Linked DNA regions of Homo sapiens: region 2 is linked to region 1. Evidence: read pairs that join two places in POLR2A ChIA-PET (ENCODE). Cell type or tissue: B cell. All regions are shown on one strand. Links, peaks and the distances in the headings refer to the core of each region. The heading gives the core; the rest is flanking DNA.

Region 1 (7,280 bases), core at 819-5,818:
CATAAACTCACAAACATATACATATTGAGAACCTACTGTATGTGAGGCACCAACCTAAGCCCTGGGAACATCCGTAAACAACAGAGAGGATTACTGCTCTCATGGGACACACATTCTGGTGGGGTGAGCCAAACCATAAACAAAAGGTATGAAACTGAGATACATTATTAATATGTTACAACGTGAGAAGTACAGAGGGAAAAAATAAGGGAAGCTGGAGAGGCAGGGGTGGTGGAATATTGCAATTTTAAGTAGGATTGCAATTTTTTCCCCTTTCTTCTTTTTTGAGATGGGGTCTTGCTCTGTCCCGCAGGCTAGAGCGCAGTGGTGCAATCATAGCTTGCTGCAGCCTCAAATTCCTCAGGCTCAAGCAAACCTCCCATCTCAGCCTCCTGAGTGGCCAGGACTACAGGTGCACACCACCAAGCCTAGTTAATTTTTTTTTTTTTTTGAGACGGAGTCTCGCTCTGTTGCCCAGGCTGGGGTGCAGTGGTGTAATCTCCACTCACTGCAAGCTCCGACTCCCGGGTTCACGCCAGTCTCCTGCCTCAGCCTCCCGAGTAGCTGGGACTATAGGCGCCTGCCACCACGCCCAGCTAATTTTTTTGTTTTTTTTTTTTTTTTGGTAGAGATGGGGTTTCACCATTTTATCCAGGATGGTCTCGATCTCCTGACCTTGTGATCCTCCCGCCTTGGCCTCCCAAAGTGCTGGGATTACAGGCGTAAGCCACCGCGCCCGGCCAATTTTTTTTTTTTTTTTTTTTTTTTTAAGTAGAGACAAGGTCTTGTGATGTTGCTCAGGCTGGTCTTGAACTCCTGAGCTCAAGTGATCCTCTTGCCTCAGCCTTCCAAAGTGCTGGGATTACAGGTGTGAGCCACCATGGCTGGCTGTGTATGTCTTGTGTATGTCATGGCATCCTTATATGTCTTGTGTATTTACTCAATATTGTATATGTTTTGTATAACTGTGCCATCTTTATTCATTCCCCTGTCAATAAGTATTTATTATATCTTTCTCTTGTATTTGTCCTTATAAACAACGTTGCCATAGCATTCTTGTAAATGTCTTTTTTTTTTTTTTTTTTAAGTCAGTGTCTTGTTCTGTCACCCAGGCTGGAATACAGCAGCATGATCATAGTTACTGTAACTTCAAACTCTTGGGCTCATGTTATCCTTCCACCTCAGCCTCCTGAGTGCCAAGACTACAGGTGCATGCCTCTATGCCTGGCTCATTTTTAATTTTTTTTTGTAAAAACAGTGTCTTGTTATGTTGCCCAGGCTGGTCTCAAACTTCTTACCTCAAGTGATCGTTCTGCCTTGGCCTCCCAAAGCACTGGGATTACAGGCATCAATATCTTTTTGTGCATGCACGGGAGAGATGTTCTAGGGCATGTATCCTAATATAGAATTGTCGAGTCCAAAGTATCTTCAACCTAGCTTAGCTAGATGGTATCAATGGCTTCTGCAAAAATAAATAAAATAAAATAAAATAAAATAAAAAATGAGCCACGCATAGCGGCACACACCTGCTGGGTCAATAGGCATAAGTGTTTTCAAAAAAAAAATTAAAAAATTAGCCAGGACTGGTGGCACACACCTGTAGTCCTAGCTACCTGGGGGGCTGAGGTGGGAGAATCACTTGAGCCTAGGGGTTTGAGGCTGCAATGAGCTGGGATCACACCACTGCACTCTAGCCTGGGCGACGGAGTGAGACTCTGTCCTAAAAAAAAAGAAAGAAGAAAGTAATTTTAAAAATATTTTGTTTTCAAAAACCCAGAATTGAAGAACACAAGTATCTGGCATGAAGAAAATATCCTACAAGTTTGCAGAGAAAAAGTGGATTTCATACAAAGGATCATGGATCCGAATGGCACTGGATTCTTTAACAGCGTCAGTGGGAACCGGAACATGATGGAGGAATATGTTCAAAATTCTGAAAGAAAGAGTTTGTAGTTAAATTAGTGACGAAAATTAGTAAACCAAGCCAATGGTAAAAACGAGACAATTGGGCCGGGTAGAGTGGCTCGCACCTGTAATTCCAGCACTCTGGGAGGCTGAGGCTGTGGATCATCTGAGGTCAGGAGTTTGAGACCAGTGTGGCCAACATGGCAAAACCCCATCTCTACTGAAAGTACAAAAATTAGCTGGGCTTGGTGGCGCGTGCCTGTAGTCCCAGCTACTCAGGAGGCTGAGATAGGAGAATCACTTGAACTTGGGAGGTGGAGGCTTCAGTGAGCCAAGACTGTGCCATTAAACTCCCGTCTGGGGGACAGAGAGAGATTCTGTCTCAAAAAAAAAAAAAAAAAAAAGCAAGACAATTATTAACTCTGAAAATCTTGAAAACAGATTTGCAGTCAGAATAAAGCAAATAACGAATATTGATCTGATCAGAATGACAAATAACTATATTGGGAGGCTGTGGGGGGTGGGAATACATGTATTAATATGCGTTTTGTTCCAGGGTGGGGGGTATTGTGAGTGAGTGATTGATGAGAGCCAAATTCTCCCCTTCCATAATGAAAAATCACTATATAATGTATAAACCTGAAAAATCAAGAAGTAGCAATATAAGCATGGTATTTAGAGAAAATACACTAAATACTTAAAGGATTGAAATAGTATCTCTGAGGCTGTGTATGGTGGCTCATGCTTGCAATCCCAACAGTTTGGGAGGCCAAGGCAGGAGGACTGCTTGAGCCTAGGAGTTCAAGACCAGCTTGGGCAACACAGGGAGACCCCTGTCTAGGATAAATGATAAAAGTTAGCTGGGCATGGTGGCACATGCCTGTGGTTCCCACTACTCAGGAGGCTGAGAAGGGAAAATCACTTGTACCCTGGAGGTCGAAGCTACAGTGAGCCGAGATCATGCCACTGCACTCCAGCCTGGGAGACAGAGTGAGACCCTGTCTCAAAAAAGAAAAAAAAAAAAAAAGTATCTCTGGGACTGAAAAAGCAGAGCAGGGCCATGACTGGGGGAGTGGCTTCAGGGAATTGCTGATTTTTGTAACAAATCTTGTAGAATTTTTTGACCTTTGAAATCATGTGCATGTATAACTTGATACAAATTAAAGTTAAATTTAAAAGCTCCCCTGAGATTAGCAGCCTTGAACATATGTCTTTCACATCTCTTCATTTGTTTCCTTAGGATAAATTCCAGAGGTGGGACTGCTGGGTCAACAGGCATAAGTGTTTTCAAGACCGTATCACCCACAGTGGTAAACAGGGCACCCATCTTTCCCTTTCCAGAGGGTTAATAGCCTTTACTTGCCAGTCTTTGCAAACACCATTATCAATTTTCACATCTCTGCCAATCTGATGGTAAAACGTGGTATTACATGGTAGTTTTAATTTGTGCTTCTTTGACTACTAAATAGTTTTACATAGTTAACATATTTAACCATTTTTAGTTCTTCTTTTATTAATTTCCTGTTACTGTTATTTGTCCATTTTCTTCACCTTTTTCACTCTTGATTTGTAAGGGCTCTTTAAATAGCAAGCCTGCTCATTCTCTATCACACATTGCAAATATTTCCCCCACAGTGGGCCCTTCTCCTTTCAATGTTCTTTTTTGATATAAGGGATTTTTTTGTTTTTATATAGTTAGTCTATCACTTATGTTTTTGGCCTTGGGGTTATGCCCGGAAAGCCCTGGCTCATCCGTGGGCCTTTTACAAGCGCAGCATCTCCTACAGCTTCACCTACTATTCCTATCGAGTATTTCATCAACTCCAAGTTTTTCACATTTTTAATCTCTGAAACTGGGATGGTGCTCAGGTAGTAGTCACTGCCTGCTGCAAATCAGGATGTGCAGAAAACATCAGTGATTTGTCAACAAAAGTCCCAGAGACGACAGTGGGGTATTCTGCAAGAAATGCTGCAACGTCACCTGTTTCTTTTTCCTGCTGGGCACGGAAGGAGGTAACATTTCTCAGCCTCCCTTGCAGTTAGGAGTGGCCGCGTGACCAGGTTCTAGCCACTGGACTGTGGGTGGAGGTGATACAGGTGCCTTGCCCGGTTGGCCCATAAAACCTCCCACAAGATCCTCTACTGTCTTTCTTCCTGTTTGCCGTCAGAGGAGCTGGCAGTGGCTCTGGGGGATGGCACAAGCAGTGGAGGTCCCTGAATGGCCACATGGGAGGCAGCTGGCTAACCAGGGATTCTCACTGCTCTTTGTGTAAACAAGTAATTTACTTCCATTGTGTTCAGCCATTGAGGTTTGGAGTTATGTTCCTCACAGCAGCTAGCATTGCTGATACCTAACTGACACCCTTGTCTTCATTCTGACTCTAATCCAAACTCCTCTAGACGGGGTTTAGTGTTTTATCATTAGTATGATGTTGATTCTTGATTTTAGATAGATACACTTTATCTTGTGCTCTTTTAAAAATCAAGTCTTAGTATTGGAGTTATGCAAAGTGTGTAAAATTAATTGGAAAATTTTTAACTTTTTTCTAAGCTCTGGGAAAGGTTGCATAGCACAGAAATTAACTGTTGGGTGAAACTGACAAAATTCATCCTAAGAACTGTGTGTGTCCTTTTGTAAGAGCACTGCTTTAACAAGCTTTACTTTTTTTAAGACAGAGTCTTGCTCTGTCGCCCAAGCTGGAGTGCAGTGGTACCATCTCAGCTCACAGCAACCTCCACCCCCTTGGTTCAAGCAATTCTCATGCCTCAGCCTCTTGAGTAGCTGGGACTACAGGTACTCACCACCATGCCTGGCTAATTTATTTATTTATTTATTTATTTATTTATTTATTTATTTATTTATTTATTTAGTAGAGATGGGGTTTCACTATGTTGGCCAGGATGGTCTTGAACTCCTGACCTCAAGTGATCAGCCCGCCTTGGCCTCCCAAATTCCTGGGATTACAGGCATGAGCCACCATGCCCGGCCTACTTTCTTTTTCTTTTCAAACTAACTTTTGTTATAGACTAAATTGTGTTTCCCCAAAATTCATAGGTTGAAGCCCTAAACCCCAATGTGACTGTATATGGAAACAAGGTCTTTAAGGAGGTAATTAAGGTAAAATGAGGTCACAAGGGTGGGACCCTCACGCAATATGACTGATGTCCTTAAAAGAAGAAAGACACCAGGGACACGTGTGCACAGGGCAAAGGCCGTGGGAAGACATAGCAAGAAGGTGGCTGTCGGCAGGCCAAGGAGAGAGGCCTCAGAAGAACTAAGCCTGCCAGCATCTTGAACTTGGACTTCCAGACTCCAGAACTGTGAGAAAATAAATTTCTATTGTTTAAGCCACCCAGTCCAGTCTGTGGTATTTTGTTATGGTAGCCCTAGCAGGACAACTTTTATTTTATTCATTTTTCATTAAAAAAAGAAAATAGAAAAAGCCATCCATAATTCTACTACTCAGGAATAACCATTGGTCAAATTGTGGTAAATATCCTTGCAAATACCCACTGACATTTACATATTTACTCATGTAAGTGGGAGCCATTCTCTATATATACCAACTTGCAACCTGCTTTTTACAAAATTTAATTAATTATTATTATTATTTTTTAGAGACAAGGTCTTATTCTGTCACCCAGGCTGGAGTGCAGTAGTGCGATCACGGCTCACTGCAGCATAAGACTTCTGGGCTAAGTGATCCTCCTGCCTCAGTCTCCAGAGTAGCTGGGACTATAGACATGTGCCATTATACCTGGCTAATTTTTAAATATTTTGTAGATATCAAGTCTTGCTATGTTGCCCAGGCTGGTCTTGAACTCCTGGCCTCAAGTGATCCTCCCACCTTGGCCTCTCAAAGTGCTGGGATTACAGGTGTGTGCTACCACACCTGGCTACGCAATCTGCTTTTTTTTTTTTTGGAGACAGTCTAGCTCTGTCACCTAGGCTGGAGTGCGGTGGCACGATTTTGGCTCACTGCAACTTCCACCTCCCGGAATCAAGCGATTCTCCTGCCTCAGCCTCCCAAGTAGCTGGGATTACAGGCATGCACCCCGATGCCCAGCTAATTTTTTTGTATCTTTAGTAGAGACAGGGTTTCACCATGTTGGCCAGGCTGGTCTTGAACTCCTGACCTCGTGATCCACCTGCCTTGGCCTCCCAAAGTGCCGGGATTACAGGCGTGAGCCACCGTGCCCAGCCACAATCGGCTTTTTATACTTAATATCATAAATATTTCCCATGTGGCCAGGTGCAGTGGCTCACGCCTGTAATCCCAGCACTTTGGGAGACCAAGGCAGGTGGATTACCTGAGGTCGGGAATTTGCGACCAGCCTGGCCAACATGGTGAAATCCCGTCTCTACTAAAAATACAAAAAATTAGCAGTGAGCGGTGGCGAGTGCCTGTAATCCCAGCTATTTGGGAGGCTGAGGCAGGAGAATCTCTTGAACCCAGGAGGCAGAGGTTGCAGTGAACCGAGATCGTGTCATTGCACTCCAGCCTGGGCAACAAGAGCAAAATTTCATCTCAAAAAAAAAAAAAAAAAAATGAAGGTTAAGATGTAGATTTTTTGTTATGTGTATTTTACCACAATTAGAAAAAAATGCTCTGAGGTTTTGTAGTTACCGGGCTGGGGCACCACCTAGAGAACGGTGCCCACTGGGCATGGAGGGCATAGAGCCCTGACTCCAGAATTCCTGGTGTGCCCCCAGCTGCCCTAAGGGGTCCTGGCCCATGCCTTCTCTTTGGGCCTCACCTGTCAAATGCTAAGCAGATCCATGGAATGGAAGATGTCCACGCTTCCTCCTGGCCCTGATGAGCTAAGATGAGAATTAGAACAAAAGCGTGTGCTTTTAAAAAAGTAGATAGAGAATTAAAAATACAATCAAAAATCACACTCACTATTCCAAGATTAAAAACATTCTTTAGAAACTGGGCTTATTAGATGACATACTTCCTGCATTGTGTGGGAGGGGAGGGGGCCGGGTCACCGGCGCTCTCCATAGGGGGCAAGCAGGTGAAATGATTATGAAATATGTCAAGAAAATGGTCCTTTTTTCTCGCCAGGAGATAAGGAAAGGTAATTTGGTCTGTCAGTCGCGCACACAGAAGACGTCATGGTCAACTGCATTAATACTGAATACTTTGTCCAGAGTCACAGAGCTCAAAGAAATTACAGAATCTTTCTCCTGTGAATTCTGGCACTACTCTCAGCAGGCCTTTTCCCACCTGAATTCACAAGAGAGATTAATAATAAAAGGCAGGGCTGACGGTGGGACCAGAGCTGCTTTTCCTGGGACCCCCTCCTCCAGCCCACCGGTTCAGCCTCATCTCTTGCCACACCCTCCCCGGTCCGGCTTCAGCCCAACTCAA
Region 2 (7,280 bases), core at 1,013-6,012, 490 kb after region 1:
ACATTGGTCATCCTCTTCTCTCCAAGCTCATTTCCCTATCTATGAAATAGGGGTGGTAATTCTGCCCCTGCCTCCCTTGGCTGTTTCAAGGATAAAATGAGCCAGTGGGAGGAGGGGGATTAAGAGCCACCGAAGGGGTGTCTGAGTGTATGTGGGCAGTTGTGGAGAAGGAGGCTTGGAGGAGTTTGGGATCCAGCTTTGGCGAGTCCCAGCCTTCCTCAGAGCAGACGTTCTGACCATACCTGGGTAGGGTGGGAGGATCCTGTGGTCCCACTACTCACTTCACAGCTGGGGAGGCTGAGGACAAGAGAGGGAAGTGACCTGCTCAAGGCCACATTTAGTGAGTGAGAGCTGGAGCCCCAGTTCTAGCTCCCCCAGGGCCCTGGCTTCCACAGCCTACTGCCATTATATGATGAAATGGACTAAAAAAATCCCAGTTCAAATTTCCTGAAGGCGTCTCTTTCAGTGTGCAGTTGAGAATGTCAGCAGGGAAGCCAGATTACCAGAGCTGGAAGCCCACTTCACCGTATTCTAGCTGGGTGATCTCAGGCAAGTTACTAATTTCTGGGCCCAAGTTTCCCATCTGTAAAATGGGCCAGCACTAGAGTTTTCTCACAGCTTCTGGCAAGGATTATATGAGCGGACCTTGCAGAGTGCTTAGCACAGTGCTTGGCAGGTGGTAAACACCCCATAAATGGTAGTTATTACTATGTGTCTGGGCTCTTGTCCAGAGTCCCTTATCTCTGCCCTGGGGGCATAAGACAAAGAGACATTTGCCCAGCGACAGCTCTCTACGTGGGGATGCTCTCCGAAGGGTCCTGATCCCGCAGAAATCCTCAGAAGGTGGTGGAGTCTTGGAGACCCCGTCAGGATGTCTGGCTGAAGGGCAGGGGTGGAGAGCTCTGAATTTTTTCCACTTGTTTAGAGTCCCAGTGTCTATCATTGGAAGCAGGGACATCCACTGTGTGTTTGGGGATTTTGGGGAAACAGTAAACACTGCATGGGGTTGCTTTCAGCCTGTGAACCCACGGACTCCAGACCTGGGGCGTCTCAAGGGCTGGGGAGCCCAGGCTGGTTTCGGCTGCGTGGTGGAGACCCTCTGCTGGGCTGAGTGGCTTTGGGGTTTTCCTCCTCAGGAAATATGTTCTGCCTCCTCTGTCACAATCCCCTCTGGCGGGGTGCCAGGCAGCTCTGAACAGCGATTTGTTCATTTTTCCATGGGGCATGCCTCCTTTGACCCATTTTTATGAGCCTTTTTGAGGCTCATGAGATGCAGTGAAATACCTCTTCTCTCAGAGTGAAATCATAATGAATAATGAAAGCAAAAATACAAGAACACCTTATGTATCCAGGCTGCCAAAAGGCGCTGTAAAAAATTACAACAAGAGCTACAGTGCAGGATGATACCCTGCAACTGAGTGTCGGCCACGGGGCCGTCCTCGGAATTCCATGGAAGATGCTGGGCTGGCTATCAGAGTTGTTCTGTGGGCCGGGCGTGTGGCTCATGCCTGTAATTCCAGCACTTCCGGAGGTCAAGGCGGGAGGACCACTTGAGCCCAGGAGTTCGAGACTAGCCTGGGCAACATAGGGAGACCCCCCCGATCTCAAAAAAAAAAAAAGTTGTTTTGTGCATTGGAAAGGAGATAATATCAGTAGTTACAGCTTATTGGGCTCTCGCTCTGTGCCAGGCCGGGAGTACCATGGTGCCCCTGGTGGACAGTCCCTGCCCTCACTGGGCTTACTTGTGGGGCAGAACCAGGCAATTTACAGTAAACACAGAATAAATTTGCAATGTAATTTTACCAGGGCATGTGCTCTGAAGAAAATAAGTGGGAGAGAAGAGAGAGACTCAGGGAGTGGTGCCCAGCTGGGGGGATCTCTGTAAAATGGTGGTGTTTGATCTGAGATCTAAATGTTGAGAAGCTTTGTGGGGAGCTCGGGGAAAGGCATTCTGGCAGAAATTACAGCTTCAGCCTTTTAAATGTACAAATGAATGAACGAATGAATGAATGACATGCATATCCTAAAGGATGAGGCAGGTTTCTCAGTTGTTTCTCTGCTGCCAGCCAGGCTCAGCCCATAAATCAGGCTTCGAGGGCTCTTGGAGTTAGAGGAAAGCATAGAGGTCCGGCGGCCTGACTCTTCACACAGCGCGGGGTCAGTTCCACATCAGGGCTTGGTCACCTCTGGTATTGGGGATTTCACTACCTCAAAGGCGAAGTCTCTTCCAGCGGTATTTACCCAAAGCTGTTCTCAGTTGAAGTGATTTCCTTTCCCACTGTCAGGCCAGAAGCTGAGGTATCTACAAAGTCCAGGCGGGCATCTATGCTTTGAACTCATAGACCAGGCACTGCCCAACACACCCCTTAGCCTGGCGTGTGCCCCCGAGGTCCAGCCCAAAGGTGCTTTGATTTGCATAGAGTTTTTTAAACTTAAAAAAAAATTAGTCCTAACATTTTAACAACCAGAGGAGATACACCCCAATGTCCATCCGTGGAGACCTTGTTATATACAGAATAGCTCATCCACACAATGGAGTGGGAAAGAACGAGGAAGCTCTTTATATCCTCATAGGGGATGTAAATAATGTATCTTTGAGATATATTATTTATGAAAAAAGCAAGGTAAAGAATAGTGTATACAGCATGCTGCCTTTGCGTAAAAAAGGGACAATGGGAATGCATATTTATGTTTGTGAGAATTAAAGAAACTCTGGAAGGGTACTCAGGACTTAACCATGTTTAGGCAGAGGGTGTGGGGAGAACACTTTTTACTGAGCGGTGTTTACATTTTGATTTTTTGAACCTTATCAACATATCGGCTATCAAAAAGTTAAATTTAAAAGTGCCTTAAAAATCAGGAGATTTAACATTAAGAGGGTGGATTGCTTGAGCTGAAGAGTTCAAGACCAGCCTGAGCAACATGGTGAAACCCCGTCTCTACAAAAATCTACAAAAATTAGCTGGATGTGGTGGTGCGTGCCCATAGTCCCAGCTGCTTGGGAGGCTGGGGCAGGAGGATCACCTGAGCCCAGGAGGTCAAGGCTGCAGTGAGCCATGATCGTGCCACTGCACTCCAGCCTGGGCAAAGGATCGAAACCCTATATCTAAAAAAAAAAAAAAAAAAAAAAAATTAAAATGTCTAGCTTCTCTTGGAAAAAAAGTAAGACTCGGCCACCTTGGGTCTACATTCCCAAGTGGCCACACTTGGGGAGAGTTGAGAAGTGGTTGCCCCCTGTAGCTAAAGCAGCAGGCTCCTGTTTACCCCACACCCCACCTGGCAGCTTCATCCACTTACCTTACCTGCTGGCCCCTGTGGGCATTGGGTTTTCAACCCTGTTCTAACCCAGTCACCCCATCCTTCCTGTGTCCTCTTACCTTCATTCCTGCCCAACAGAAACCCCTCTCTCAAGCCAGGAAGGGCAGCCCACAGGCTCTCCAGCCAGCCTTACCTGTCCCTGACTTCAGGCCTCTGCTCAAGCTATTCTACCTGCCTGGGATGGCTTTCCCCAGTATCAGCTCAGTGTGCAAACCACCCGCTGGGAAGGGCCTGGAATAGCGAGTGCAAAGTTCTCAAGAATGTGCAGCAACACAGCGTTTCATCCCAGTGCAATGACATCCGCTCTCTCCAGACTCAATGTTGTGGGCCCTTTGCAGTAGCAGTGGCTGCAGAGTGAAAACTCCATATCCAAATTGGACTCTCCCCAGAGATGCAGGGCTATTTGCATTCCAGAACGATTTGGGGGTGAATTCTATTGAAATTTGAAGTATTTGCTTTTTCACTGGTAAATAGACTCACAATTATAGATTCTTGGATTCCTAGAAACCTAGAATTTTGGAATCTTAGTGTTTGGAAGGCTACTCAGAGGTTCAGAGGTGCCAGAGGTCCGATCATTTTAAAGCCGAAATGAAACTCAAGCATCTTCGTAATTAAAATGCACGTAGAAGAAAAATATGATTTGCTTTCAGGTTAGCACAATGTTCCCAAGAAATATTTGTTGAATAAAATGAATTAATATTTGTGTAAAGTGTAGCATCAATTAAAAAAATAATTTCAGTGGAAAGTACTCCAGTTGTTTCTGACCTTATATTTATAGGATAAAAAATAAATGAAGCTGGACAGCCCTTCTGCTAATGGTCTCATAGATTTTTATACCTGTGAGTGGCTTGGGAGCCGACCCTTCCAAAGAGCCTTCAAGCAGGTCTCTGGGCCTCCAGCATCCAGCCCACCCTGCTGTGATCCATCTTCCTAAAATAGCGATTTCATTAGCTTGTTCTTGTGGTCAGAGATCCCCACTGCCTTGTCATTGTCTGGAGGAGAAAAAGTGCAAAGGATAGCACCTGGGCAATTTGCAGAGCTTCTGCCATTCATCACCCATTCACTCATCTCTCCATTAAAACTGAACTCCTCCTTCATGTCAGACATCAGCCTAGTCTAAGTCCTGAGGGTTTTAGAATTCCTGCCCTCAGCCAACTCACAGTCTGATGGGGGAGGCAAACATGGATACATGTATGCAGCAAAGCAAAACAAAACAAAAATGAAAAAGAAAGAGAAATATTGTGGGAGAAGCCAAGTGCTTTTGACAGCATGAAGGAAGGGACAGTTGCTTCTCTCTGTGGGGTCTGGGGAAGGTTTTATGGGGAAGCAACATCTAAGCTGCTCCAGGGAAGCCATCCACTCTTGGCTTCTCTTTGGTTTAATCTCTCACCATTCTCTTAAAAAAAAAAAAGTCTTCTTTTTTTTTTTTTGAAACAGGGTCTTACCCTGTGGCCCAGGCTGGAGTGCAGCGGTGTGATCATGGCTCACTGTACCCTTGTCCTCCCAGCCTCAAGGGATCCTCCCACCTCAGCCTTTCAAGTAGCTGGGACTACAGGTGCACGCCACTATGCTGGCTAATTTTTGTATTTTTTGTAGAGACAGCGTTTTGCCATGTTGCCCAAGCTGGTCTCAAACTCCTGGGCTCGAGCAATCCTCCCACCTTGACCTCCCAAAGTGAATAATTCCTTTTTAATTGCAAAGTAATACATGTTCACTGTAAAATAAATTCAAATGGCACAGAAGTATGTACAGCAATCTGTCCCCACGTCTCCTCAGTCTATTCCTAATCCATTCTGTAGATGTCATCAGAGTTGGCGATTTGGTATGTGTTCTTCCAGAACCTTTGCTGTGCATAAAGAAACATGTCAGGATGTACACATACAGTTTATTTCCTATAAATGGGTTCAAACTCTCTGCATTGTTGTTTAATTTTTTTAAGGTTATTCATGTTTTAAGGACACCCTAGCTGTCGGTAAGTAAAGAGCTTCCACCCTGTCTGATGAACTGGACGAACCAGCATGGACTTTTTCCCTAGCAGTGTGGCTGAACAGCCCCGATCCTCAGGGCTAGGGGGCGAATCTCTCTCAGTATTTGATACACGGGGCTTCAGACAGAGGTGAACAGGCCCAAGAAGGGCAGAGGACAGGGCACCTTGGCATCCACAGGAGGCCCAGGGCTGTTGGCATAGAGACAGCTGACTTGGAGCCTGGCTATGGCCTCCCCCATGCTATGCGGGGAGGGAGGCTGCCAGGAGGACAAGGGGAAGCCACGGGGAGGAAGCTTTAGTTTAGTGAGAAGAAGCACTTCTGAGCAGTTTGAACTCTCTGAAAGCTGAATAGGCTGCCTCAGGAGATAATAACAATGATAGCTAATGTTTAATAATAAGCATTTGTTATGTACTTTGGTTCATTTAATCTTCTACTCTTTAAAACACAGGCACTATTTTGGTCCCAAGTAATAGTTAAAGAAACCTGTGAGTTCACACAGCTTGTAACTGGAGGTATGGTTTTCTCCTAACTCCTCTACGGTCCTGCTTCCCTTGGTACCAAGCCCCTCAAGCAGAGCCCTTTTCCGCTCACTGTAGCACAGAGAGGCTGGCGCCCACTGGGGTCTGGGAAACTGATCAAACGTGCAGTCCTGTGTGCAGATGCTGGATCAGACTGCCTGGCTTTGAATCCCAGCTCTGCCACTTATGAATTGGTGACCTCGGTTTCTCAACATGTGTGTATGTATGTGTGCACACCTCAGTCTCCTCATCTATAAAATGGGGATAGAACTCACTATGTAGATGAAGTGAGTGGATAACTTGCAAAGCACTAAAAGCCCTGCCTGGGCTTCTTACATGCGGCTTTGAAAATCTGGAGCTCGGGAAAACAACCTGAGTCAGGGAGTCAGACTTAGGGGTCCCCAGCAGAGGGGCTGGTGGGAGAGCTTGCGGGGGGATCTGTCCAGCGTGGAGCAGGCCTGACGGCTGCCTGTCTTGGATGTTCCATTGACCTCCTGCAGTTTCCAGTTGCGGCTGTAACAAATTACCCCAATCCCAGGGGCTAAAACAATGCAAATGTATTATTGTAAAGTTCTGGAGGTCAGAAGTCCTAAAATCAAAGAGTGGTGGGCTGTGTTCCTTCTGGAAGCCCTGGGGTAAAATTCGTTTCCTTGCCTTTTCCAGCTTCTAGAGGACACACAAATTCCTTGGCTCATGGCCCCTTCCTCCATCTTCAAAGCCAGCAGAGTAGCATCTTCTCTCCTCCTTGGCCTCTGCTTCTGCTGCCACATCTTCTGTCTGTGACTCTGACCCCCTTGCCCCTGTTTCTAAAATCTCTTGTGGTTACATTGGGCTCACCTGGGTGATCCACACGCTCTCCACATCGCAAATACCTCAATTTAATCACATCTGCAAAGTCCCTTTTGCCATGTAAGGTCACATAGTCACAGGTTCTGGGAATTAGGATGTAGACATCCTGGGGTGGGGGGTGGATTATTCTTCTGTCTACCACATCTCCAGGGCCAAATATAAAAGCCTCCTTGAGCACCGTGTGTCCTGTAGTTCCCCTGGATGACCCATCATCTGTGAGGGCACTGGGCACCTCTTTTGCTCCGTTTCTGCCTGTTCTTTCTCCACTCTCTCTGTGAGCACTGGCTGGTTCTCACTCTGTCTCCTCCATCTGCCCCAGTGTTGAGATAATTTGTGCCCTCCCTAGAGTCAAGAGACTTTGGAATATAGGTGCTGGATAAACCCTAGGGATCACCAGGTGCAATTCCATCATTGAACAGATGGGGAGGCTGAGACTGAGAACTCAAGTTCTCCCAAAGTCAGACACCTCTGGAGCCCATATCCCTTGACTCCTATTCTAGTGCTCTTTCCTCCATGTGGAACTCAGCCTTTGTCCTTGCAGAGTGGGTCTTTTTTTTCCCTCTCCTATCCTCCTTTCTCAGCCTGGTTGATCCACTGCCCTCTATCT

What was found. Peaks named below come from ENCODE experiments on the same cell type or tissue, not always from the same donor. Only the 100,000 strongest peaks of a DNase experiment are listed, where the experiment ranks them.
Region 2: POLR2A ChIA-PET joins it to region 1 with 7 read pairs; 1 of 35 experiments calls an interaction of 5 or more read pairs at or near these places.

Annotation. Positions count from the first base shown.
Region 1 is chr9:37,395,608-37,402,887 of GRCh38, reverse strand. LOC124902153 (a long non-coding RNA gene) reads right to left here. Exons shown (of 3, transcript XR_007061478.1): 3 at 6,476-7,280. Among named protein-coding and RNA genes, the nearest start is that of LINC01627, 4.5 kb to the right of the region's middle. RefSeq lists enhancers at 3,868-3,927, 6,862-7,156. In B cell, for the core only: no CTCF peak of the experiment used is centred there; a DNase peak (open chromatin) is centred at 3,907.
Region 2 is chr9:36,905,667-36,912,946 of GRCh38, reverse strand. All of the region lies in intron 7 of PAX5 (paired box 5), which reads left to right. Among named protein-coding and RNA genes, the nearest start is that of MIR4476, 16 kb to the right of the region's middle. In B cell, for the core only: no CTCF peak of the experiment used is centred there; no DNase peak of the experiment used is centred there; H3K27ac peaks cover 1,660 bases.